2 separate regions of the Homo sapiens genome follow, and region 1 is linked to region 2. The links are chromatin loops, found by intact Hi-C in ENCODE. Cell type or tissue: Caco-2. All regions are shown on one strand. Links, peaks and the distances in the headings refer to the core of each region. The heading gives the core; the rest is flanking DNA. Region 1 has its middle 27 kb from the start of GP2. Region 2 has its middle 16 kb from the start of GPRC5B.

Region 1 (12,496 bases), core at 1,785-9,784, 400 kb before region 2:
CTACTTTATGACCTCTTCTTTACAGACTTTTTTTTTTTTTTTTTTTTTTTTGAGATGAAGTCTCACTCTTGTTGCCCAGGCTGGAGTGCAGTGGCGCGATCTCAGCTCACCACAACCTCTGCCTCTCCGGTTCAAGTGATTCTCCTGCCTCAGCCTCCCGAGTAGCTGGGATTACAGGTGACTGCCACCACGCCTGGCTATTTTTTTGTATTTTTAGTAAAGATGGGGTTTTACCATGTTGGCCAGGCTGGTCTCGAACTCCTGACCTCAGGTGATCTGCCTGCCTTAGCCTCCTAAAGTGCTGGGATTACAGGCATGAGCCACTCTACAGACTTTGATAATCACATGTAGCGTCTGCATCTGAAATTGTTTTTACATCTGTCCCACCTGCACCCTTCACCCCAGGCTGTTAGTTTCTTGAGGACAAGGACTTCATCATTTTCAAACATTATTGGTCAAATAAATGAAGAAATAGGCTGCATCCTTTCTCTTTATCCTTTGACCTCCTCTATCATCCTGCTGTTATCTTCCAGAAGGAGAAGAAACAGCTTCACAGGAAAAGTAGAGGAGATTTTCCCATTATGGTGAAAGTGCCAAATCAGAATGTGAAATAGGAATTCTGGGCTCTGTACCAGGCATTTACTCCTATGCTGTTAGCTGATGTTAAAGAGGGTGGATTTCTTTTCCCTTAGGTCTCACCTTCTGTGCCTTCAGGGGAAGTTGGTTGGAAGTTTGAATGGTTTGTTGTTGTCGTCATTGTTTTGTATTTAGGAGGGCTGTAATGGAACGAATACAATGGTTATTGATGGAGAGTAAGTTGAGAGAAGCTCAAGGGTGATTATTTAATGGCAGGAGGGGGAGAAAAAAAGTAAATCTATAAAGAGCTTGGGACACCAAGTCCAGAACTTCATGCATATAACAGCCAATTAACAATCAAATTTTAGAAAGTCTCAGAGAGGGACTTGCAAACACACAAATATCAGAAAAAGCATTTGTAGCGGAGACCAACCAAAACACTGGATTCTGGGAGCCTCTGTCTGAGAATGGAATTAACTTTGTTTCATAGAAGACTTTATAGGCTTTATAGGGGAGACGGGGAAGGACCTAGTTGTACATATTTCATTTCAATGCATAAACATATACCTATATACCTACAAGACACAGGATCTGGATCCAACTCTCTAAGAACCAGGACTTGGACTGTGAGTCCCAGAACATCCATGAAAGTGTTCCCACTTCTTATATGGAAGATGAGAGTAGTAGCTGCCCTAATAACTGGAGGGTTGCTAGAGAGATAAAGGAGACAAGGGATAGGTCACTTTGTGTAGTCACTTTGCAATGCATAAAAGCTAGTTCAACCATTGTGGAAGACAGTGTGGTGATTCCTCAAGGATCTAGAACTAGAAATACCATTTGACCCAGCCATCCCATTACTGGGTATATACCCAAAGGATTATAAATCATGCTGCTATAAAGACACATGCACACGTATGTTTATTGTGGCACTATTCACAATAGCAAAGACTTGGAACTAACCCAAATGTCCATCAATGATAGACTGGATTAAGAAAATGTGGCACATATACACCATGGAATACTATGCAGCCATAAAAAAGATGAGTTCAGGTCCTTTGTAGGGACATGGATGAAGCTGGAAACCATCATTCTCAGCAAACTATCGCAAGGACAAAAAACCAAACACCGCATGTTCTCACTCATAGATGGGAATTGAACAATGAGAACATTTGGACACAGGAAGGGAAACATCACACACTGGGGCCTGTCATGGGGTGGGGGGAGGGGGGAGGGATAGCATTAGGAGATACACCTAATGTAAATGACGAGTTAATGGGTACAGCACACCAACATGGCGCATGTATACATATGTAACAAACCTGCACATTGTGCACATGTACCCTAGAACTTAAAGTATAAAAAAACAAACAAACAAACAAAAAAACACATCGTACTGGCTCATGCCTGTAATCCCAATGCTTCGGGAGTCTGAGGCAGGTGGATCACCTGACACCTGGTCAGGAGTTCGAGACCAGCCTGGCCAACATGGTGAATCCCCATCTCTACTATAAATATAAAAATTAACCAGGAGTGGTGGTGCGTGGCTGTAATCCCAGCTACTCCGGAGGCTAAGGCAGGAGAATCACTTGAACCCGGGAGGTGAAGGTTGCAGTGAGCTGAGATAGTGCCATTGCACTCCAGCCCGGGTGACAAGAGTGAGACTCTGTCTCAAAAAAAAAAAAATCATACAGAAGAAAACTGCAGCATTCTCATCACCATCATTACTACCATTATTACCATTTTCATGGACTAAGCTGTTTCTCACTTCTCTTTATTTTCCCTCTTACTTCCTAGATGTGGCCAAAAAAAGCCATTTAAAAAAAATCTTTACATCTGCCAGAAATAGGGCTCATGGGAGCACGTGGGAGGGTGTTCCCCTCGCTCAGCACATGGAATAACACTTTATGAATACTTAATACATATAAATCGGCATGCTAAACATTGTAAATTTATCATCTAACTTAATCCCAAGGAAAGAAAAGAACTTTTATCGAGGAATGTGGGCTCTTTCAAATTATTAGGCCCAGAGAAGCATTCAAACGGCAATCACATCTTATTCTCCCTCTTTAGAGCTATGTATTCATCTGTCAAAACTGCCTGCTATTGCCACAAGTAGCTATGAATTAACCTAATAACACCTCACTGGACACAACATCCCACACTCTAAGGCTTAACAATGGGTAGCCAATCACTAATCAATGTTATTTCTGTAAATCAATGAGAATCCGCGGCAGAACTTTGTATCAGTCCAATCCTTGTCCCCCTCCTTTTTTGCCTTTAAAAATCTGCCTGTAATAAAGGCCAAGTGGAGCTCATATCCAAGGTGACTGATGTCTGAATCTTCCTTATCCTGGCTCAAATAAACTCTTTACGTCATATACTTTGCTTCAGCCTCTCCCTTTGATATTGGGGCTGTTATTCCATTTTACAGAGGAAGAAACATGCTCAGAGAGGTTTAAGGAACTCCTTGACACCATACAGATAACACCTGCCTGCCATTTATTTAGTGCCTACAGATGAGTCAGCACTTCAAATCACAGATAAGGAAGGAAGAGACAAACATTAGGGAACTTGCTCTAGGTTGCACAGTTAGGAAGTGACAGAATGCAAGATTCAAACTTGGATTCGCTTAAATGTAATACAGGTGCTCTTTCTGCCTCCCTGCCTGACGCTTGATGCTGGGCAATGACAAATATAAAATCTACCTCAGGCTGGGTGCGGTGGCTCACATCTGTAATCCCAGCACTTTGGGAGGCCAAGGAGGGTGGACAGCTTGAGGTCAGGAGCTCGAGACCAGCCTGGCCAATATGGTAAAACCCCGTCTGTACTAAAATACAAAAATTAGCCAGGCAAGGTGGCAGGCACCTGTAATCTCGGCTAGTATAGAGAGGCTGAGGCAGGAGAATTGCTTGAACCCAGGAGGTGGAGGTTGCAGTGAGCTGAGATCGCGCCACTGCATTCCACCCTGGGCGACAGAGTAAGACTCTGCCTCAGAAAAAAAAAAAAGAAAGAAAAAAGAAAAACAACAATAAAAAAAACTACCTCAGAACTGTGGCAAGATGTTTGTGTACATATGTGTGCCTGTGCATGACAGCATACAAACGTGCATAGTGTGTATGTGTGTATGCATGTGTGCATGAGTGTGCACATGTGCCTGTGTGTACATATGTGCCCATATGTGCACATCTTTGTGTATGCATGTGCTGACAGCTGCTAGTTAACGCAGGCAAGGGTAAATGATACTGCATCCATTCTTCCTGAGAAATTGTTAAGGTCCTTTTATCTTCAGCAAGAACTCAGAAGAGTCACTGGACCTGGGACACACAGAGGAGCTTTACAGATGATCTAATTCAACTCCCTCTTTGTGTCCACGAGGAAACTGACACTCAGAGTGCACTGAACCAGGAATCAAGAAATTCATATTTCAGCCTGACTTCTGCTGATGTGAGCAGTTCAAGAACTGCACTTAACTTCCCTCAGGTCATCTGTAAATTAAGATAATGATACCTCCTCTGTTATACTTGACGACCTGTGACTTCGCTGTTGACAAGGTATGGATGTCAAACCTTCTGGCCCTAAAACCGCCCTCTTTTACCCAGCCTGAGGCAGTCTCAAGACAAATCCCCACTGCTAAACTTGGCCTCAGAACCCTCCAGCAAATTCAGAACCTGGGAGAGTGCCTCTCTGGTACTGAAATGCTAAGCAGGAAGCTGATTCAGACTCTGAGATGCCTTGGGAGTGAAAACTTTCCCTTCCTTGATTCTTTCTGGCTCTTTCTAAAGAGCCCAGTGAGCCAGCTCCTTGTCCAGTCATTCTCCACTCTTCAAGGACTCCGAGGAACTGGCCTATCTTGTCAAGAGTTACCCTCTACTTGGAGCTCCTCAGGCGGAAAAGTAGCACTTAGAATCTTGGTCTCAAAATATTCCTGTCTGTGTTGCTCCTACTGGTGGTGACAGTAAATGAGACTGTGATGAACAAGTGGATGTGACCTGGTAACCACATAATGCTTTTACTATATTTTATTGGCATATAATATACAGATCATGCACATACATCACAAGTACAGCTTGATGAATTTTAACAAAATGAACGCTCCTGTGTAACCATCACCCCGTTCATGAAATACAACAGTGGCTGCTCCCAGAAGCCCCCTCTTGCCCCTCCAGTTCCTACATCTCCCAAAGGCAACCGCTATCCTGACTTCTAGCACCATACGGTGGTTTTGAACTTTATATAAAAGGAATATATATCATTTGAACTCAGTTTCTTACTAACATGTGCAACATTCTCTTTGTGAACCTGATCCATATTGTTGAGTTTAATTATACTTGGATCTCATTCTGATTGCTGACATGATTCTATTGGAAGAATAAAGCCTAATTTATTGATCCATTCTACTGTTGATGGACATGTGGGCTATTTCCAGCTTTCAGCTACTGGTAAGCATGCTGCTTTCTTATTTATGCCTTTTTGGTGAGCGCATAAGCTCATCTTCCTGAAGTGTATATATTCAGCTTTGGTAAATACTGCTAAGCAGTTTTACAAAGTGATTGTAACTCCACCAGTCATCATGGTTTTCACATTCCAAGATTCTTTAGCCTCCAGTATCTAGTAACAATTGACTCTACTTCCTTTGGTTCCAAACACACCCTTGTCTTTTTCTCCTCCAGGACCTTTGCACATGCTATTCTCTTGGCTGTTACAGTCTTTCCAGCTGATCTTCACATGGGCAAGTCCTCACTCTTTGGGTCTCCGTGTACACGTTACTACCCTCAGGACGGCCCTGTGCCTGTTATACTCATGACTTTATGCACAGTATCAAGCCCATGTTCAGTAAATGGTTAGCCCTAAACAAATGTTAGCTAATACTGCTGTTGTTGCAATAAATAGTCTTTAAGTCTCCCTTTCCAAAATTCTGTGACTCTAGGAAGTCAGACTGCCTAACTCTTATCCTGTGTGCGGATCCTGATGTGCCCCAAGGGTTCTAAATCCCTCACAGAAGAAGGGCAGCTGGCAGTTCCCATTTCTCCCGGTCCCCGGAGCTGCATGTGTGGTACCTGCTCTCTACTAAACAGCCAATAGAGGGCACTGTGGGAACACGTCCGCGGAAGGAGGGAGGCGTTGGTCAGAGTTCAGATGACACAGAATTAGAGCTGGAAGGGATCTGAAAAACCCATCTAGACCGAAACCTTCATTTTACAGATGAACAAACAGATGCCCAGACAGGAGATGTGACTTGCCCAAGGTCACACAGCTACTGCGTGGAGAGCGGAGATGACACTTACCCTCTTGGCATTCTCCACTCTGCGGGGGCGTTGCCAAGCACTGAATGAGGCAGCTGGCCCCAGGTGCTGAAGCTTTGAGCCGGCCAAGGCCCCTGTTTGCCAAGCCTATCACTGCCCTCAGTTTTCTCCTCCCTCCTATTCCATGAGAGAAAGGCTCTAGATGTTGGAAGTAGGACAAAACACACACTATCCCTTTGATTTTACAATTATCTTTGAGAAAGCATTTCACTTTCCTTAATAATGACTACCAATTATTGGAACTTTCTAGGTGCCAAATATCATACTGCATGCACTACATGCATTACCAAGAATGGTTTTAGGGTTTATTACCTCCCTTCTGGGAGTCTTTCCCTGATCTCCCGATTGAAAAAGATTGCTCTTCTCCCATTTCCTCTCTATCACACCAGCCAGTTTACTTTCTTCGCAGATCTTATAATTATTTTTATAATCGTTAGACTTACTTACTCATCTACTTATCTATCATCTGTTTCAATTCCTCCCCTCCTTCTGGTAGACTTGAACTCCATGAAAGAAGGATTCTGGAGCTAGATAGGTCTGGGTTCAAATCCCAGCTCATTCACTTACTAGCATTGTGGACTTGCATTCATTACTGAAACTCTCTGAGGCTGTTTCTCCCTTTGTAAAATGGGGACTCGTGCTTGGCCAAAGTTCTTGATTCCTTTGGGCCTCAGTTACCAAATCTAAGGGAGGATAATAACCCTTCATCTGCTGGAGAGAAGAGCCTCACAAGATGCTCTGAAGGTCTTGGAGCCGTGGTCAAAGGAGTACATAATGGCGTTGCCCAGCTGTGGGGCCATGACTGGGCACATGGTTTACAGATGCAAGTGGAACAGAAAGAAGAGAAAATTGGAAGATTTGAATCTAGGAGGCAAGGTTCCACTGTCCACACCGTTAACCATTATATTATGTGCCTTTTCAACCCTAGCTGCATCTATCCTGTCAGTTTCTCAGGTCCACTAACAATGAACCAGTTACTGAACTTAGGCTTCAGCCATCTTATTCCAGGGTTTCTCAAGCTCAATGCTATTTACCATTTTAGAGTTGAAGCAGCTAAGGCTCAGAGAGGTTAAGTTGTTTGCATACAGCTGAAAAGAGTTTGAACTTGTTCCTCTATGGTTTGTTTCATGCCTGGAGCAGTCAATCTTGCTCTCACCAACAGCTGCCAGAATCCAGCCAATAAATCAATGAGATGCCAACAAGGAATCTTCAAACTCATGCTGAGGACACCATAGAATAGATTCATGGGATAATTCCATCCATTCTGGATGTGTCTACATCCTAGCATCTCCCAAGATTTTTTTGTTTAACCCCAAGCTAAATTCCAAGGCTGTTACTTCCCCTTGTCTTGCTGTTGCCCTAAAATGTGTTTATTTCCCTGTGACCCAGAAAAGTCCTCACTCTTGGCAGCCAGAGCGGTGAATCACATGGTGGCTTTTCACCTGCCATTGGCACTAGGCAAACAGTTCACCACTGCTAAGAATCTCTTCCCACCCTTCTTAGAGCTTACTGCTGTTAGGACCTGCACTCAACCATGATGGTTTGTTTATGTGTGTCTCTCTACCTTTCTAACTGGTAAACTCCTTGAGAAAATGAACCATCTTATTCACCCAACACATGTAGTGGAGAAGCTGGCAGTTAAAGATGCTTTATGAATGTTTGTTGAATGGGTAGGTGGATGATGGTTGGATGGATGGATGAAAGGATGAATGGGTAGATGGATAGATGGATAGGTGAATGGTTGAATGAATGAATGGGTAGATTGACGGATGAATAGATGGATGGATGGATGGATGGACAGATGGACAGATGGACGGACAGACGGATGGATGGATGGATGGATGGATGGATGGATGGATGGATGGACGGATGGATGGACAGATGGACGGACAGATGGATGGATGGATGGATGGATAGGTGGATGGTTCAATGGATGGATGAGTGGGTGGATGGATGGATGGGTGGATGGGTGAAAAGATAAATGGATGAAAAGATGGATGGGTGGATGAATAGGTTGATGGATGAGTGAATGGATGGGTGAAACCCATACAACTCTCAATGTGACCACTGCTCACTACCACCCCCATCCAAACCTGTTCAGGTCCTATTCAGCATCTAGAGAAATCTTTGTGAAGATGCACATCTCATCATGTCACCCTTGCCCCCACCTCTGCCTGAAACACGCCAATGCCTTCCCACTACCCTTAGAATAAAATCAAATTTCCCTCCCAGAGCTTACATGGCCCTGCAAGCTGTGGTATCCACTGACTACTCCAGCCTCATTACATATCAGCCTCCCCCTCACTGATGATGTCTGGACACCCTGGCCATCCTTCATTTCCTAGAATGAGCCCAGCTCTTTCCTGCCTCAGGGCCTGTGTCTGAACTTGCTGTTCTCTCTGCCTAGAGTGCACTTTCTCTGACTCTTTGCATGTCTGACCCCTCCTTCAGGTGTCAGCTTCAAAATAAATTCTTGGGAAAATCTTCTTTTCCACCCCACCTAAATTACACCCCCCAACATACATTTTCTTTATAACGCTTGTGTAGTACATCAACATTCATTATAGCACTTTGTTGAACATTTGCATCATTATTTGTTTATATCTGTCTTACCTACTAAACTGCTAAGAGGACAGGGAGAGCAGGGACAATGTCTGCTTAAACTCACAGCTGTATCCTTAGTACTTATCAGGTAGTAGTACTCAGAAATATTTTTAACAGGGGCCTGGTGCGGTGGCTCATGCCTATATTCCCAGCACTTTGGGAGGTGGAGGCAGGTGGATCACCTGAAGTCAGGAGTTTGAGACCAGCCTGGCCAACATGGTGAAACCCTGTCTCTACTAAAAATACAAAAAAAAAATAGCCAGGCGTGGTAGTGGGCGCCTGTAATCCCAGCTACCCACAAGCTGAGACAAGAGAATCGCTTGAACCCAGGAGGCAGAAGTTGCAGTGAGCCGAGATCATGCCATTGCCCTCCAGCTTGGGCAACAAAAGTGAAACTCCATCTCAAAAAAAATGTATTTTTAACAGGTAGATGGATGAATAGACAGACAAGTACAGGATATGTTCTGACATCTCATCAGGCTGAGCACACTAGGGGTACTGCATGAGGACAATACCCAGGTTGTTTTCCTTTCCACTGAGCATCACTGATAAACATATTTAGGGACAGAACCATGGAATCGAACTGCCTTATAGTTGGATAGGATCTCTTTGATCATTAAGACCAACTTTATTTTACATTGGGAGAGATAGAGCCCAAAAGTGGAAGACACTTGCCCAGGGTCATTGTGGTAGGAACTACTTGTTACTAGTAGTTAGAATTAGCAACAGCCATTCTCTTCTTCATTCTAACTAGTAGTAAAGAATAGATACTTATAATCAGAACCCAAATTTTGTTGGTGGTGGTCATATGCTCAATTAGAAAAACTACATTTCCCAGCCTCCCTGTGAGAGAAAGGTGGTCATGGACTAAGTTCTGGCTAATGACATGTAAGTAAGAGTGGAGATATAAGTGTGGCTTCCAGAAAAATCCCCTTAAAAGAAGGTCTAAACCAGAGTGTCCAATCTTTTGGCTTCCCTGGGCCACAGTGGAAGAAGAATTGTCTTGGGCCACACGTAAAATACATTAACACTAACAATAACTAATGAGCTAAGAGAAAACAATCCTAAAAAAATCTCATAATGTTTTAAGAAAGTTTATGAATTTGTGATGGGCCACATTCAAAGCTGTCAGGCTGCATGCAGCCCATGGGTTAGACAAGCTTGGTCTAAACCTTTGCTTTTTCCCCCTTTCTTTTTCTAGAATTCAAGCACAAAGGTCAGAGTTGTCCATTCTATGCCTATGAGGCAGTCTTGATGATGAAAGCCACAAATTAAAGGCAGTAGACCAGAAAGTTAAAAATCTGGAATATTGCTGACATCTTGGACCTACCACAATTACCCTGGATCACCTACCTCTGCATTTTATCTCACGTGAAACAAAAATAAATCTCTTGAATAAGTCATTGTTATTTGGGTTTTCCGCTTATATGCAGCCAACTCAATCCATAGCTGTTATGTTCACTAATGGAATTAGTGGCACAGCCAGGACTTGAAGCTAGGGACTCCATACCTTTCATTGGGACGGCAAGAAAGCTAGTGTGTCTAACCAAATGGACATGGTTAAGGAAATGCTGTCCTGGAGACATTCCTGTAATGCAAGTGTTCTTTTTTTTTTTTGAGATGGAGTCTCACTCTATCGCCCATGCTGGAGTGCAGTGGCGCAATCTCCGCTCACTGCAAGCTCCGCCTCCCGGGTTCACGCCATTCTCCTGCCTCAGCCTCCCGAGTAGCTGGGACTACAGGCGCCCACCACCATGACCGGCTAATTTTTTGTATTTTTAGTAGAGACAGGATTTCACTGTGTTAGCCAGGATGGTCTCGATCTCCTGACCTCATGATCCACGTGCCTTGGCCTCCCAAAGTGCTGGGATTACAGGCGTGAGCCACCGTGCCCAGCCGATACAAGTGTTCTTAAATTGTGGTCCCCAGAACAGCAGCATCAGCATTACCTGGGAACTCGGTAGACATGCAAATTTGCAAGCCTCATGCAGACCTACTGAATCAGAAACTCTGGGATGGGGTCCAGCAATCTCCATTTTTCAGAAGCTTTCCAGATGATTCCCATGCAAGCTAAAATTTGCAAACCACTACTGAGATAATACTGTAGTATCCGCTAAGGGAAGCACAAATAAAGCAGGTTATTTCTGCAGCCTGGTGAGGCTTCTCCGAAATGCAGAAGGTGCAGAAGTCACTCCTGGGTCAGAAAGAAGGGAGCTCTCTCCAGGTTCAAGAATGCACAGACGGCCGGGCGCAGTGGCTCACAACTGCAATCCCAGCATTTTGGGAGGCTGAGGCAGGAGGATCAAGAGGTCAGGAGATAGAGACCATCCTGGCTAACATGGTGAAACCCCGTCTCTACTAAAAATACAAAAAAAATTAGCCGGGCGTGGTGGCAGGTGCCTGTAGTCCCAGCTACTCGGGAGGCTGAGGCAGGAGAATGGCATGAACCCAGGAGGCGGAGCTTGCAGTGAGCCGAGATGGCACCACCACACTCCAGCCTGGGTGACAGAGCGAGACTTTGTCTCAAAAAAAAAAAAAAAAAAAAAGAATGCACGGGCTCCCACAGACAGAATAGGTGCATTATACTTGCATTTTTATTCACTTCTACTGAGTGTGGTCTGCAGATTAGCAGCACTGACTTCACCTAGGAGTTTCTTGGAAATGCATAGTCTCAGGCCCCATTCTGGACCTACTCAATCAGAATCTGCATTTTGATACAATCCCCAGATGACTCATACATACATTTAAATTTGAGTGCCCAACTCAGTGAAGCTGGGGATAGGAACAAGATGGTTTAAGTCCTGATGGCTACAAGGACATGCATGAGGTGCTTGTGAGACTATTGCACCCAGACCTGGTGCCAGACAAAGAAGATGCGGACACAAAACCGACTATCAGAGCAGCTGCCATCTGACACCTATTACTTGCACCTTCTCCATTTTGCTGTCTTTTTTTTGCCCCCAAACACCCTCCTCTCCATCTGCAGCCTAGTGGTTAAAAGAGAGCATTCTGGAGTTTGATTTGCCTTGATTCAACCTTATAACTTCTTGCTGTGTGATCTTTGAGTCTGAGCCTTGGCACTGACTTCATAGAGTTGTCATGGAGATTAAATGAGTTAATACTTCTAAAACACCCAGCCTGGAGCTACTGAATTCTGGATCTGTATTAGCATCACCTGAGGGGCTTTTAAAAAGTACTGATGACTGGGCTAGCCCAAACCAATTACATAAGACTCTCTAGGGATGGAGCCTAGCATTCATATTCAAACAGATCAAGCACAAACCTCTGTAGATTTTTCTAACATGCAGCCAGGACAGAGAGCCACTGACCTAAAGTAATGCCAGGCACATAGTAAATGCTCCATAAATGCTAGCTATTGCTATGCACACTGTGTGCCCTTCCTCACGCACACACCAGACTGTCTCAGGCCTTTGCTCCAGCCCTAGAGATTGCCTTAAATGACCTGGCTCTCCCAGACAGCCTGGCAAACAGCCATTTTTCGATTCTGTATGAAACTTACCACCCTCATGAAGCCTTCCCTGATTCCTCCAAACAAAACTGACCACTTTCTCCTCCAGGTTCCAGTGTAACTGAACTGATAATAAAAAATACTGACGTTACCTTTTTGCAAAGTATTAATCTTTTCTGGGCATAGTGCTGTACATTTTCTTTCTTTCTTTCTTTTTCTAGAGACAGGGTCTGTTGCCGAGGCTGGAGTGCAGTGATGTGATCATAGCTCACTGCAGCCTCAAACTCCGGGGTTTAAGAAATCCTCCTGCTTCAGTCTCCCAAGTATTAATAGCTAGGACTACAGGCACTCCACTGCCACACCCAGCTAAGTTTTTTATTTTTATTTTTTTTAGAGATAGAGTCTTGCTGTGTTGCCCAGGCTGGTCTCAAACTATTGGCCTCAAGAGATCCTCCTGCCTCAGCCTCCCAAAGTGCTGCGACTACAGGCATGAACAGCTGCTCCCAGCCCATTTTCTTTTGTACTCCACAGAACCACTTCATAA
Region 2 (12,496 bases), core at 2,386-10,385:
CAAGGCGGGTAGGTCATCTGAGGTCAGGAGTTCGAGACCAGCCTGGCCAACATGGTGAAAATCCATCTCTACTAAAAATGCAAAAAATTATCTGGGCATAGTGGCGGATGCCTGTAATCCCAGCTACTTGGGAGGCTGAGGTAGGAGAATCACTTGAACCCGGGAGGCAGAGGTTGCAATGAGCCAAGATCACGCCATTGCACTCCAGCCTGGGCAAAAAGAGCAAATCTCTGTCTCAAAAAAAAAAGATGAAGAGAGGACCCACGCAGCCACAAGTCAAGGAACACCTGGGGCCCCCAGAAGCTGGAAGAGGCAAAGAGGGATTCTCACCCAGAGCCTTCGAAGAGAGCACAGCCCTGGAGACACCTTGATTGTGGACTTCCGGCCTCCAGAACTGTGAGAGAATACATCTCCATTGTTTTAAGCCACCTGGTTTGTGGTAGTTGGTTGTGGCAGCCCCACAAAACTAATACAGGTGCCTACTTAACACATTGGAAAGCATGAAGCAGGTATTTGTGGTTGAATGATACACATACGGCCAGGTGCAATGGCTCACGCATGTAATCCCAGGACTTTGGGAGGCTGAGGCAAGAGGATTACTTGAGCCCAGGAGTTCGAGACCAGCTTGGGCAACATGATGTCCCCTTGTTTTTGTTTAATAAGCTAGGTGTGGTGGTGCCTGGAGTCTCAGCTACTCAGGAGGCTGAGGTGGAAGGATCTCTTGAGCCCGGAAGGTTGAGGCTGCAGTGAACTATGATTGCACCCCTGTACTCCAGCCTGGGTGACAGAGCGAGACTGTGTCTCAAAAAAAAAAAAAAAAATTTACATATCTTGTTAAACGCAGTCCCGGTCAGCAGAGATTCTTTCTAATGCTATTTTTCTCTGAAATGTTTTGTAAAAATAAATGCTTCACCCCGTGCTGGACACTATTGCACCGGCATCGAAGGACTGTGTGGGTATCAGCAGGCACGCTCCACTCTCAGCCAATGGGTGTGGTTCACTGAGCCCACCTCTCTTTCTCCTGATTCCCTTGGGTTTGGTGGACAATTTTGACCCATAACGGAGGATCAGAGGCATGGCAGTGAGGAGGCCAGGCCTGCCGGGTGGTGAAGTCAAGGTCTCCCAGCTGGTCTAGGCTCTTTTAAGGAGATACTTGTATTCGTTTCTTGCTGGGACTTTAAAAAATTAACAAAAACGTCAGGACTTAAAACAATACGTATGTATTATTGTATAGTTCTGGAGGTCAAAATTATGCAACAGGTTATACTGGACTGAAAGTCAGTGTGTCGGTAGGGCTGGTTCCCTCTGGGAGCTCCAGGGGAGAATCTCTTTCCTTGTCTTCTCCAGATTCTAGAGGCTGCCGCACACCTTGGCTCATGGTCCTGCAGGGGAGGAAAGATTTATTTCCCCACCCATCTTAGGTTCATGGCAGAGGCACCCTTAATAAAAGACTGATGAATCAGAGAAGAGCATAGCCATTTATTTAACACAAGTTTTATGTGACATGGGAACGTTTAGAATGAAAACTCAAGGAAACGGGGAAGTGTGTGTGTGTGTGTGTGTTTAAGCAGTTTGTAACTTATTTTATTTTTATTTTTTCTACTTGTATTTTAGATTTGAGGATACAAGCGCAGGTTTGCTACAAAGGTATATTGTGTGATGCTGAGGTTTGGGGTGTGATTACGATTGAACCCGTCACCCACGTAGTGAACACTGTACCAAGTAGGTAGTTTTTCAATCCTTGCTGCCTCCCTCTCTCCTTCCTCCCTCTTGTACTCTTGTATTTCTCAGTGTTTATTGTTCCCTTTTTTTTTTTTTTTTTTTGAGATGAATCTCACCCTGTCACCCAGGCTGGAGTGCAATGGCATGATTTCAGTTCACTATAACCTTTGTCTCCCAGGTTCAAGCGTTCCTTGAACCTGCTCACTGGAGGGGAACTTATGGGGTTCAGGACATACTACCTCAAAATATGGCACCTTGTATTCGAGAAAACAGCAGAAGCAGGAAGGCCACTCTCACCTTCCCTTCACCCTGCTCCCCTGAAGCCGGTCATAAAACCTTCATTTGAGGGGTGGCCACCCAGAGGAAAGGAATATCTTATCCTTTCTTTTGTTTGGTTTTGAGACAGGGTCTTGCTCCATTGCCCAGCTGGAGTGCAGTGGTGCGATCATAGCTCATTGCAGCCTCAAACTCCTGGGCTCAAGCAATTCTCTTGCCTCAGCCTCCCTAGTAATAGCTTAGACCAGAGGCATGCACAATACCTAAGGTTTTTTTTTTTTTTTGGTAGAGATGGGGTCTTGCCATGTTGCCCAGGCTGACATCCTTATCCCCAAAGACAAAGAGATGCTAAGAATCTAAACAAACAGGCCTTGCTAAATTTCCCCCAGTTTACTACCGTTAGATCATGCCCCTTGTGTCTAATCATACTTCCTCACAATGGTACACTCTTCATCAAATTTATCAGAAAAACATGCAGGTTTCCTATGCACAGTAGCAAAGACATCGAATTAACCTAGGTGCCCGTCAATGGCGGATTGGATAAAGAAAATGTGGTACAGATACACCATGGAATACTACATGGCCCAAAAGAAGGACGAAGCCATGTCCTTTGCAGCAACATGGATGGAGCTGGAGGCCATTATCCTAAGCAAACCAGTCAGAAACAGAAAACCAAATACTGCACACTCTTACTTATAAGTGGAAACTAAACATTGGGTACACATGACATAAAAAAGGGAACAATAGGCCGGGCGTGATGGCTCACGCCTGTAAACCCAGCACTTTGGGAGGCCAAGGCAGGTGTATCACTTGAGGTCAGGAGTTCAACTCCAGCCCGGCCCACATAGTGAAACCCCATCTCTACTGAAAATACAAAAAATTGGCCGGGCGTGGTGACAGGTGTCTGTAATCCCAGCTACTCAGGAGGCTGACGCAGGAGAATCACTTGAATCCAGGAATTTGAGGCTGCAGTGAACTATGATTGCACTGCTGCACTCCAGCCTGCGTGACAGAGCAAGACCCTGTCTAAAATAAAATAAAATAATGCGAGGTGCTAGAAAGTCTCTGCTTCCATCCTCACATCTCCTTCTCTGACCTAGACTCTCCTGTCTCCTCTCTTGCCCCTCATAAGGATACTGGTGATTATATTGGGCCACCCAGATCAGCCCGAGTCATCTCCCCATCCCAACTTAATCACATCTGCAAAGTCCCTTTTGCCCTGTGACATAGTCACAGGATGTGGGGACCAGGAGATGGACATCCTTGGAGGTGGGAGAAGGGAAGTACATTCTTCTGCCTATCAAAGGGAAGGGACAGAGAAAGTCAAGGTCAGCCAGCAGCTCAGGTTGGGTGGAAGTCCTCTGATATCTGCATAGCCTCCCACCTGATCTCCAGTTTCTGCTTTGGTGCTCCCGGACCATTCTCCACCCAGCAGCTGGAGTGGTTTTCTTAATCCAAAGATCAGATCTTGCTGCTGCTCTGCTGTCCACCCTCCAAGGCCTTCCCCTGGCTCAGAATAAAACCCCAACTTCCAGGCCGGGCGTGGTGGCTCACGCCTGTAATCCCAGCACTTTGGGAGGCTGAGGTGGGCAGATCATTTGAAGTCAGGAGTTTGAGACCAGCCTGACCAACATGGTGAAACCCCATCTCTACTAAAAAATACAAAAAAAAAAAATAAGCCGGACATGGTGTCACACGCCTGTAATCTCAGCTACTAGGGAGGCTGAGGCAGGAGAATCGCTTGAACCCAAGAGGCGGAGGTTGCAGTAAGCAGAGATTTTGCCACTGCACCTCCAGCCTGGGCAACAGAGCAAGACTCCATCTCAAAAAACAAACAAACAAACAAACAAACAAAAAACTTCCAACTACAAGGTTGTTCAGCATCAACTCCCATGACCCCATGGCCCAACACCCTCCCTCTTGTTCACCATGCTCCAGCCACTCCGTCTTTCTTCCTGTTCCTCCAACATGCAATACTCCTTCCCACCCCAGGCCCTTTGCACCTGCCTTTTCTGCTGTCTGAACCACTCCTCCCGCTCATCTTCCACCTGTAGTAACTTCTCATACTGCGGGTCCCTGCTCACAGAGCCCTGCCCAGATCGCCTTATCCAAAGGAGTTCCTTTTATACCTGTTACATTCTAGCACATCACATTATTTTATTTATTTTATTTTACTTTATTTTAGACAGGGTCTTGCTCTGTCACACAGGCTGGAATACAGTGGTGCAATCACAGTTCACTGCAGCCCCAAATTCCTGGATTCAAGTGATCCTCCTGCCTCAGCCTCCCGAGTAACTGGGACTACAGGCGTGCACCACCACACCTGGCTAATTTTTTTTTAGTAAAGACAGGGTCTTGCTATGTTGCCCAGTCTGGTCTCAAGCTCCTGGCCTCAAGTGATACTCCTGCCTCAGCCTCCCAAAGTACTGGGATTACAAGCACGAGCCACTACATCCAGCCCATTTTATTTTCTTCCTAGCATTTATCGCTATCTCAAATTATCTCAATTATTGTATTTACTTGCTTATTTTCTGTCTGTCATGAAGGTAAGCTCCATGAGACCAGAAATGTCATCTGTCTCCTGTATACCAAGGGCCTGGGACAGTGCCTGCTAAGTAACAAGTGCTTGTAAGTTGCTGTATCAAGTCATATAGGTGTTATTATTAGCCCTGTGTTACAGAGGAGAAAACTGGGATGCAAAGAAATTCTATGACTTGTTCACCTCCTATAGCTATGGATTAGCATTCAGAGCTGCTATAACCAAGTACCACAGACTGTGGGGCTTAAACAACAGACATTTATCGGCTTACAGTGCAGGAGGCCAGATGTCCAAAATCAAGGTATTGGCAGGGTTGGTTCCTTCTGCGGGCTGTAAAGGAAAATCGCATTCAAGGCCTCTCTCCTTGGACTGTAGATTGTCATCTTCTCTCTCTCTGTCTCTCTCTCTCTCTCTCTCGACCTCATCTTCCCTCTGTGTCTGTCTGTGTCCAAATTTCCCCTTATCGTAAGGACGCCAGTGACCCTCCAAGGCCTTCCCCTCACTCGGAATGAAACCCAAACTTCCAGGCCAAGCGCCCGGAATATGAACTTCCAGTTGTATTGGATTAGGGCCACCCTCATGACCTCTCTTCATCTTGATGACCTCTGTAAAGACCCTCTCTCCAAATAAGGTCACATTCTGAGGTACCAGGGGTTAGAATGTCAACATATACATTTGGGAAGAATGTGTCTCCATCCATTTTCTGTTGCTTATAACAGAAGACCTGAAACTGGGTAATTTATAAAGAAAAAGAATTTTTTTTTTTTTTACAGTTACGGAGTCTGGGAGTCCATAGGTCAAGGGAGCACACGTGGTGAGGGCCTTCCTGCTGGTGGGGGACCCTTTGCAGAGTCCCCAGGCAGCACAGGGCATCCCGTGGTGAGCGGGCTGAGCTGCTCACTTGCTAATTCAGGTCTCTCTTCCTCTTCTTATAAAGCCACTAGTTCCACTCCCATGATAATCCGTTAACCCATTAACCCATTAATCCATAAGTGGATTAACCCATTCATGAAGGCAGAGCCTTCGTGATCTCATCACCTCTTAAAGGCCCCACCTCTCAATACCATCACATTGGGGATTAAGTTTCAACATGAGTTTCGGAGGTGGGGTAAATATCCAAACCACAGCAGAAGGGTTACCATTCAACCCCTAACAAGCTGGTATGTGGCAGAGGTAGGATTCAAGCCCAGCTCTGTCTACTATGACATGACTGCAAGAGAGATTCAAGTGACGGTTGTGGACAATGACATTGGCGGCCCCCAAATGGGCCCCCTTGTGTGGTCCCCTCCCACACTGACGTGGCTTGGCCATGGGATTTGCTTCAGCCAATAGGACGTTTGCACGTAGGAGGCCAGCAGATTTGCTCTGAGGATTGGCCTGTTGGACCACTCTCTCTTGGAACCCAGCCATCATGGCCTAAAGAAGTCCACCAACCCTACTGGAGAGAAGTTCACTTGAAAAGAGGGCCCTAGAGCATGAGAGATGAGCTTGGATATTCCAGCCCTAGTGGATGCCATGGGAACCACAGATAAGCCCTGTGCCAATCACACAGTCAGGAGCAAATCAGTGGTTGTATTTTAAGCCACCGCATTTTGGAGTAGTTTACGATGCAGCGTTGGCAACTCAAACAGTGATCTGTGCTACTGTGAATTTCTATCATCAGCTGATGTTTTTTTTTTTTTTTTTTTTTTTTTTGAGACGGAGTCTCACTTTGTTGCCCAGGCTGGAGTATAGTGGTGCGATCGCTGCTCACTGCAACCTCCGCCTTCCGGGTTCAGGTGATTGTCCTGCCTCAGCCTCCCGAGTAGCTGGGATTACAGATAAGCAACACCATACCCGGCTAATTTGTGTATTTTTAGTAGAGACAGGGTTTCACCATGTTAGCCAGGCTGGTCTTGAACTCCTGACCTCAAATGGTCCACCTGCCTCAGCCTCCCAAAATGCTGGGATTACAGCCACCAGCTGTTATTTAGACCTTTCGGACTCCAAGCAACTTCAGCCACAAGCATACTGTGATTTGCTTGTTTTCAATGTTGTCTGTGAGGTTGTTTAATAAGGAATGGGCTTGCTTCCATTCTTTTTGGAATAGGGCAAAGAATGAATGAACAATTGAATGAATTAATAAACAAATATATGTTCATACACACTGTAAGTAATATTACTAATCCTTAGAAGAGATATGTTCTCAGACGCCTTTAAGAATTTGCCCCATGTCATGTCTCAGAACCCAGGAATCTGTCTGTCTCTGGGGAGCCCTGGGCAGTGTAGAGATTGTGCATTCAAAAATTTGTCAGAGGAGGCTGGGCGCTGTGGCTCACACCTGTAATCTCAGCACTTTGGGAGGCCGAGGCAAGAGGATCACTTGAGACCAGGAGTTAGATGCCAGCCTGGGCAACTTAGTGAGACCCTATCCCTACAAAAAATTTAAAAATTAGAAGGACATGATGGCGCACACCTTTAGTCCCATCTACTCTGGAGGCTGAGGTAGGAGGATCACTGGAGCCCAAGTTTGAGGTTGTAGTGAGCTATGATTGCACCACTGCGCTCCAGCCTGGGCAACAGAGACAGACTCTGTCTCTAAGAAAAGAAAAAAGATGATCAGGGGTACCATTACTTCTTCCACTCAATCCCGTCTACTCATTTATAACAAAGCCCAAAGCATAGACACGCCAAAGACAGTGAAGATTTTTTTTTAAATGAGGTGTCTGACCAGAGACAGATGTAAAGGTCAGGACAAAGACAGACGTCTCCCCCAAGTGGAAATCCGGGGAAATGCAGTCTAAGAGAAGAAGAGGGAGCCTCCAAATTCACCACTGAATGAGACCTGAAAGCGGAGTTGGAGGGGGAATGTCACGACCTAGGTCATGGATGCACACTCGGCCCTCCTGGGTCAGGCAGGGATGGGCATTTGGGAGGCAGGTTGGGTGTGGGGACAGGGAGTGTAGGGACCTGGCGGCAGCCACCACCACCACTCAGCTGAAACTCTGGGCTCTGCAGGATGTTGAGGTCTTGGCTTCCAGAGGAAAAAACATTTCCACCAGGGACACAGAAAATATCCCATTAAATCTCACGCTGCAGCTGCCACCTGGTCTCTTTGTACGCTTCACGGTGGGAAAGATGAGCAGGCAAAGAAAGGAGCCTCTGTCCTGGGAGGAGGAATGAGCTCCACCCTCAGGAGGAGGGAGGGCCGTCTGGGGTCAGGGAAGATGTTTAGCCCTCGGGTGATTTCACCTGGGCATTTCTAGTCGCCCGTCTTTTTTTTTTTTTTTTTTTAAAGAGAGAGACAGCATCTCACTGTGTTACATAGGTGGTGTTCAGTGGTGCCATCATAGCTCACTACAGCCTCCCACTCCTGGGCTCAAGTGATCTTCCCGCCTCAGCTTCCCAAGTAGCTGGGACCACAGGTGCACACCACCCTGCCCAGCTAATTTTTAATTTTTTTTTTTTTAACAGAGACAAGGTCTCACTATGTTACCCAGGCTGGTCTCAAACTCCAGACCTTAACTGATCCTCCCATCCCGGACTCCCAAAGCGCTGGGATTACAGACATGAGCCACCGCACCCAGCCTCTGGCTCACTTTTGATGGGAAGTGGTCACACGCAACAGCCACAGCCTGAGAAGGGAGGGGATGATGACCAGGGGCTCAGGACCCTCAGCAACGAAGGTCTTGATCAGCCCCTGGGTGAACCACTGAGGTCAGCAGGGGGCACGGCCAAGGGCAAGGGGAGCAAGAGTGAGTAACAGAGAATGGAGACAATGAATACCTGCTGGTGGCCAAGTCCCTTCCCAGCCTCTTCCTTTCAGGAAGCAGGTGAGCAGACTCAGCCAGGGTCTGCAGCCGCTTTGATGTGAGGCATGAAGGCTCAGCCCCCCTTCCCCAGTGTGGGGCAACTCTACGAGGCCAGCTCCAGAGCTTCTGGGAAGGCAATGCAGCCCAACCTGTCCCTCTGCCCAGTGCTGCCTCCTCCCACCCTGGATGCTGATCCCGAGAGCACTCCCAAAACCTTTCCCATGTGCCAGTCTCCACCTCAGAGCCTGCTTCCCAAGGTGCCCACCTGCACCACCAGCTGTATTCCTGGGGAGCAGCTCCGGCAGGTGGCTTTCTCATGCCCGACTCCAATTCCGCTTACTGGGCACACACCGATCCCCTCTTGCTTCACCTGGATCCCCCAGATATTTCTTGTTATCAACTGAATGTTTGTGTCCCCCTAAATTCATATGTTGAAGCCCTCATCCCCAATGGGATGGTATTAGGAGGTGGGGCCTTAGAGAGGTGATTAGGTTTAGAAGAGCTCATGAGAGCAGGGCCCCCACGATGGGATTAGTGCCCTTATAAGAAACAAAACAAAGCTCTCTGGCATGCGCTCGCACTCTCTTTCTCTCTCTCTTCTGTGTGTGTGTGTGTGTGTGTGTGTGTGTGTGTGTGTGTGGAGATATATATATATATATATATATATATAATCTCCCCACCATATCACTATCCAGCAAGAAGGCAGCCGTCTACAGCCAAGAAGAGAGCCCTTCCCAGAACCCACCCATGCTGGCACCTTGATTTTGAATTTCCAGCCTCCAAGAAATAAATGTGCTTGTTTAAGCCACCCATTCTATGGTATTTTGTTATAGCAGCCAGAGCTGGCTGAGACACCTTGTCATGCAATTGTCCTGCCTCATAAGGATCTCTGAAGTCTGGAGGTCACCACCATCTCCCACATCTACCCCTACAGCCACTCTTCACCCCCATACAGAGGGCAGAGGGAGATAAATTGCCTTCCCCGGAGACACAGGCTGCTCTCAGGTAGAGCAAGCCCTTCCCTCACCCGGCACTTCTCTCTACCCTGTTTGGGCCCCGTCCTCTAGCGAACAACTGAGGGAAGTGGGATGGGTTAAGAAGGACAAAGTTTATGGGCGATGAAGAAGACAAAAGCCAATGTGGATTTTTTTTTTTTTTTTTTTTTGAGTCAGGAAAGAAAGTTCATCAAATCCGCAGGAAGGTCTGAAAAGGTACTCTTGCGTCTCTACCACCACCCCCACCATTACCATGCAGGTGGGGCTGCCTTGCTGTGCCTACTGCCCCAGGGCTGACCACAGTCAACTCACCTGCTCAGCCACTGCTCCCCTAGCCAGAGGGGCTGAGTACAGAGGGCCTCCCACCCTCAGCCACCCCCTGTGTCAGAAGAGATCTTCCCACTAAAGAAAAATCCCAGCCCTGGCCAGGCGCGGTGGCTCATGCATGTAATCCCAACACTTTGGGAGGCTGAAGTGGGTAGATCACCTGAAGCCAGGAGTTCGAGACCAGCCTGGCCAACATAGTGAAACCTTGCCACTACTAAAAATACAAAAATTAGCTGGCCGTGGTGGCACACGCCTGTAATCCCGGCTACTCGGGAGGCTGAGGCAGGAGGATCGCTTGAACCCAGGAGGTGAAGGTTGCAGCGAGCCGAGATTGCACCACTGCACTCCAGCCTGGGTGACAGAGCAAGATTGTCTCAAAAAAAAAAAAAAAAAAAAAAACAAAGAAAAGTCCCAGCCCTGACACTAAGTCCAGGACACAAGCTCAGACTCCAGTTTCACTGAAGATTATTCCAATACATCAGAGAAGTTCTGATCTCTGTCCTGATTCGTTCGGGCTTCTATAACAAAATTCTTTATTTGACTGAGTAATTTTTTTATTTTTTTGAAACATTCTCACTCTGTTGCCCAGACTGGAGTGCAGTGGCACAATCTTGGCTCACTGCAACCTCTGCCTCCTGGATTCAAGCGATTCTCCTGCCTCAGCCTCCTGAATAGCTGGGATTACAGGCACCCACCACCACACCAGGCTAATTTTGTATTTTTAGCAGAGATGGGATTTCACACGTTGGCCAGGCTGGTCTCCAACTCCTAACCTCAAGTGATCCTTCCATGCCGGCCTCCCAAAGTGCTGGGATTACAGGTGTGAGCCACTGCGCCCAGCCAAGACTGAGTAATTTAGAAATGATAGAGATGTCTTGCTCACAGCTCTGGGTGGGGAGTCTAAGATCCAGGCGCTGGCAGATTCCATGTCTAGTGAGGGCCTCCTTGCTGGTTCACAGATGCCGTCCTCTCACTGTGTCACCTACAGGGTGAAAACAGGGCTAAAAAACTTTCTGGGGTCTCCTTTACAAGAGGTCTAATCCCACTCATGATTCTGGAAGTCCTCTCATATATTTTTACCAAACTCCTTGATGTTTAATTAACCAGAGCCCATTTCTGTTGCTTGCAAACAAGAACCCAGAGTAATACAGAGCCCTTTCCTGCCCAAATACCTGAATGGGTAGGGGTCTGGAAACTTCCAGGCACATGGTAGATGCTCAATGTGTGCACATCGAATGGATAAGAACACAATGGCCACCCTCAAGACTTAATTACTTCCCAAAGGCCCCACTTTCTGATACCTTGGGGTTAGGATTTTTTTTTTTTTTTGAGACAGTCTCCTGTGGCCCAGGCTAGAGTGCAGTGGTGTGATCACAGCTCACTGCAGCCTCGAAATCCTGGGCTCAAGTGATCCTCCTGCCTCAGCCCCTCCTGAGTAGCTGGGACCACAGGTGCGCTCCACCATGCCTGTCTAATTTTTTAGTTTTTTTTTTTTTTTGGTAGAGACGGGGTTGCTGCCCAGGCTGGTCTCAAGTTCCTGGGCTCAGGTGATCCTCCCACCTCCACCTCCCGGAGTGCTGGGATTACAGGCATTAGCCACACCCGGCTATTATGTCGTTATCCATTCGATGTGCATACATTGAGCACCTACCACGTGCCTGGAAGTTTCCAGACCCCTATCCATTCAGGTATTTGGGCAGGAAAGGGCTCTGTATTGCTCTGGGTTCTTGTTTGCAAGCAACAGAAATGGGCTCTGGTTAATTAAACAGTCAAGGAGTTTGGTAAAAATATATGAGAGGACTTCCAGAATCATCTGTACTCAGTGGGGCCAGGAGAGTGGAGGATGGAGCCTGTGAGGGCAGGGGCCCTGGCATTGGGGGCAGCAACAGGATGGAAGAACTGCCCCGATCCCCTGTCCCGGTTTCCTCCTGCATGGCAGCCACCCTGGCTAGCAACGGACAATTTCCTCTGCCCTGTCCTCCTCTTTCCTCTTCCAGCTCCCAGTGTCTTCCCTAGCCCTGACTCACTGCGCCATCCCTGCCCTCCTCTCCCCACCATTATATAACTGTCCCCTGTCCCAGGGGCCCTTATGTAACTCGAGTCACCTCAGGCTCCCTTCCCCACCTCGCAGCTCCCACCTCAGCCTGCCCTGTCTGGTACAATCTTTCACAGTTGGCTGGGCCAAGCCCTCAGTAAGAAATGTGAAAACAGAGAGAGAGAGGAGGAGGAGGAGGAGGAGGAAGAGGACTCTCCCCTTCCCAGCAGTGGGACAGAACAGAGACAAGGTCCAACTGGCAGGAGGACCTCTAGAGGAGGCTCTTCTGCACACGAAGCCCAGGCCCATGGCCTCTGTCAGGGGACTTGAGCAACTCCCTGTGCCTCGATTTGCACTTCTGTAAAATGGGGATATAGTACACATTATAGGATTGTCATGAGAATCAGAAAGTTTATTTGTATGCGTGTGTGTGTATACAAAGTGTTTAGAACAGTGCCTGGGCCGGGCATGGTGGCTCATGTCTGTAATCTCAACACTTCGGGAGGCCGAGGTGGGCAGATCACAAGGTCAGGAGTTCGAGACCAGCCTGGCCAATATGGTGACACCACATCTCTACTAAAAACACAAAAATTAGCCAAGCATAGTGGCATGCACCTGTAGTCCCAGCTACTCGGGAGGCTGAGGCAGAAGAATCACTTGAACCTGGGAGGCAGAGGTTGCAGTGAGCTGAGATTGCGCCACTGCACTCCAGCCTGGGTGACAACGCAAGACTCCATCTCAAAAAAAAACAAAAAAAGAACAGTGCCTGGCAAACTGTAAATGCTATATAACTGTTTGTTACTCTTTTGTA

Evidence for each region. A loop is a pair of places that touch in the nucleus more often than their neighbours do. Peaks named below come from ENCODE experiments on the same cell type or tissue, not always from the same donor. Only the 100,000 strongest peaks of a DNase experiment are listed, where the experiment ranks them.
Region 1: it touches region 2 in a loop (18-fold over the local background); 67 of 110 quality-filtered maps call a loop at or near these places.

Annotation. Positions count from the first base shown.
Region 1 is chr16:20,293,813-20,306,308 of GRCh38, reverse strand. No RefSeq gene overlaps it. Among named protein-coding and RNA genes, the nearest start is that of GP2, 27 kb to the left of the region's middle. In Caco-2, for the core only: CTCF peaks have their summits at 5,426 and 5,627 (motif pointing right); a DNase peak (open chromatin) is centred at 5,668.
Region 2 is chr16:19,894,329-19,906,824 of GRCh38, reverse strand. No RefSeq gene overlaps it. Among named protein-coding and RNA genes, the nearest start is that of GPRC5B, 16 kb to the right of the region's middle. In Caco-2, for the core only: a CTCF peak has its summit at 7,300; a DNase peak (open chromatin) is centred at 7,324.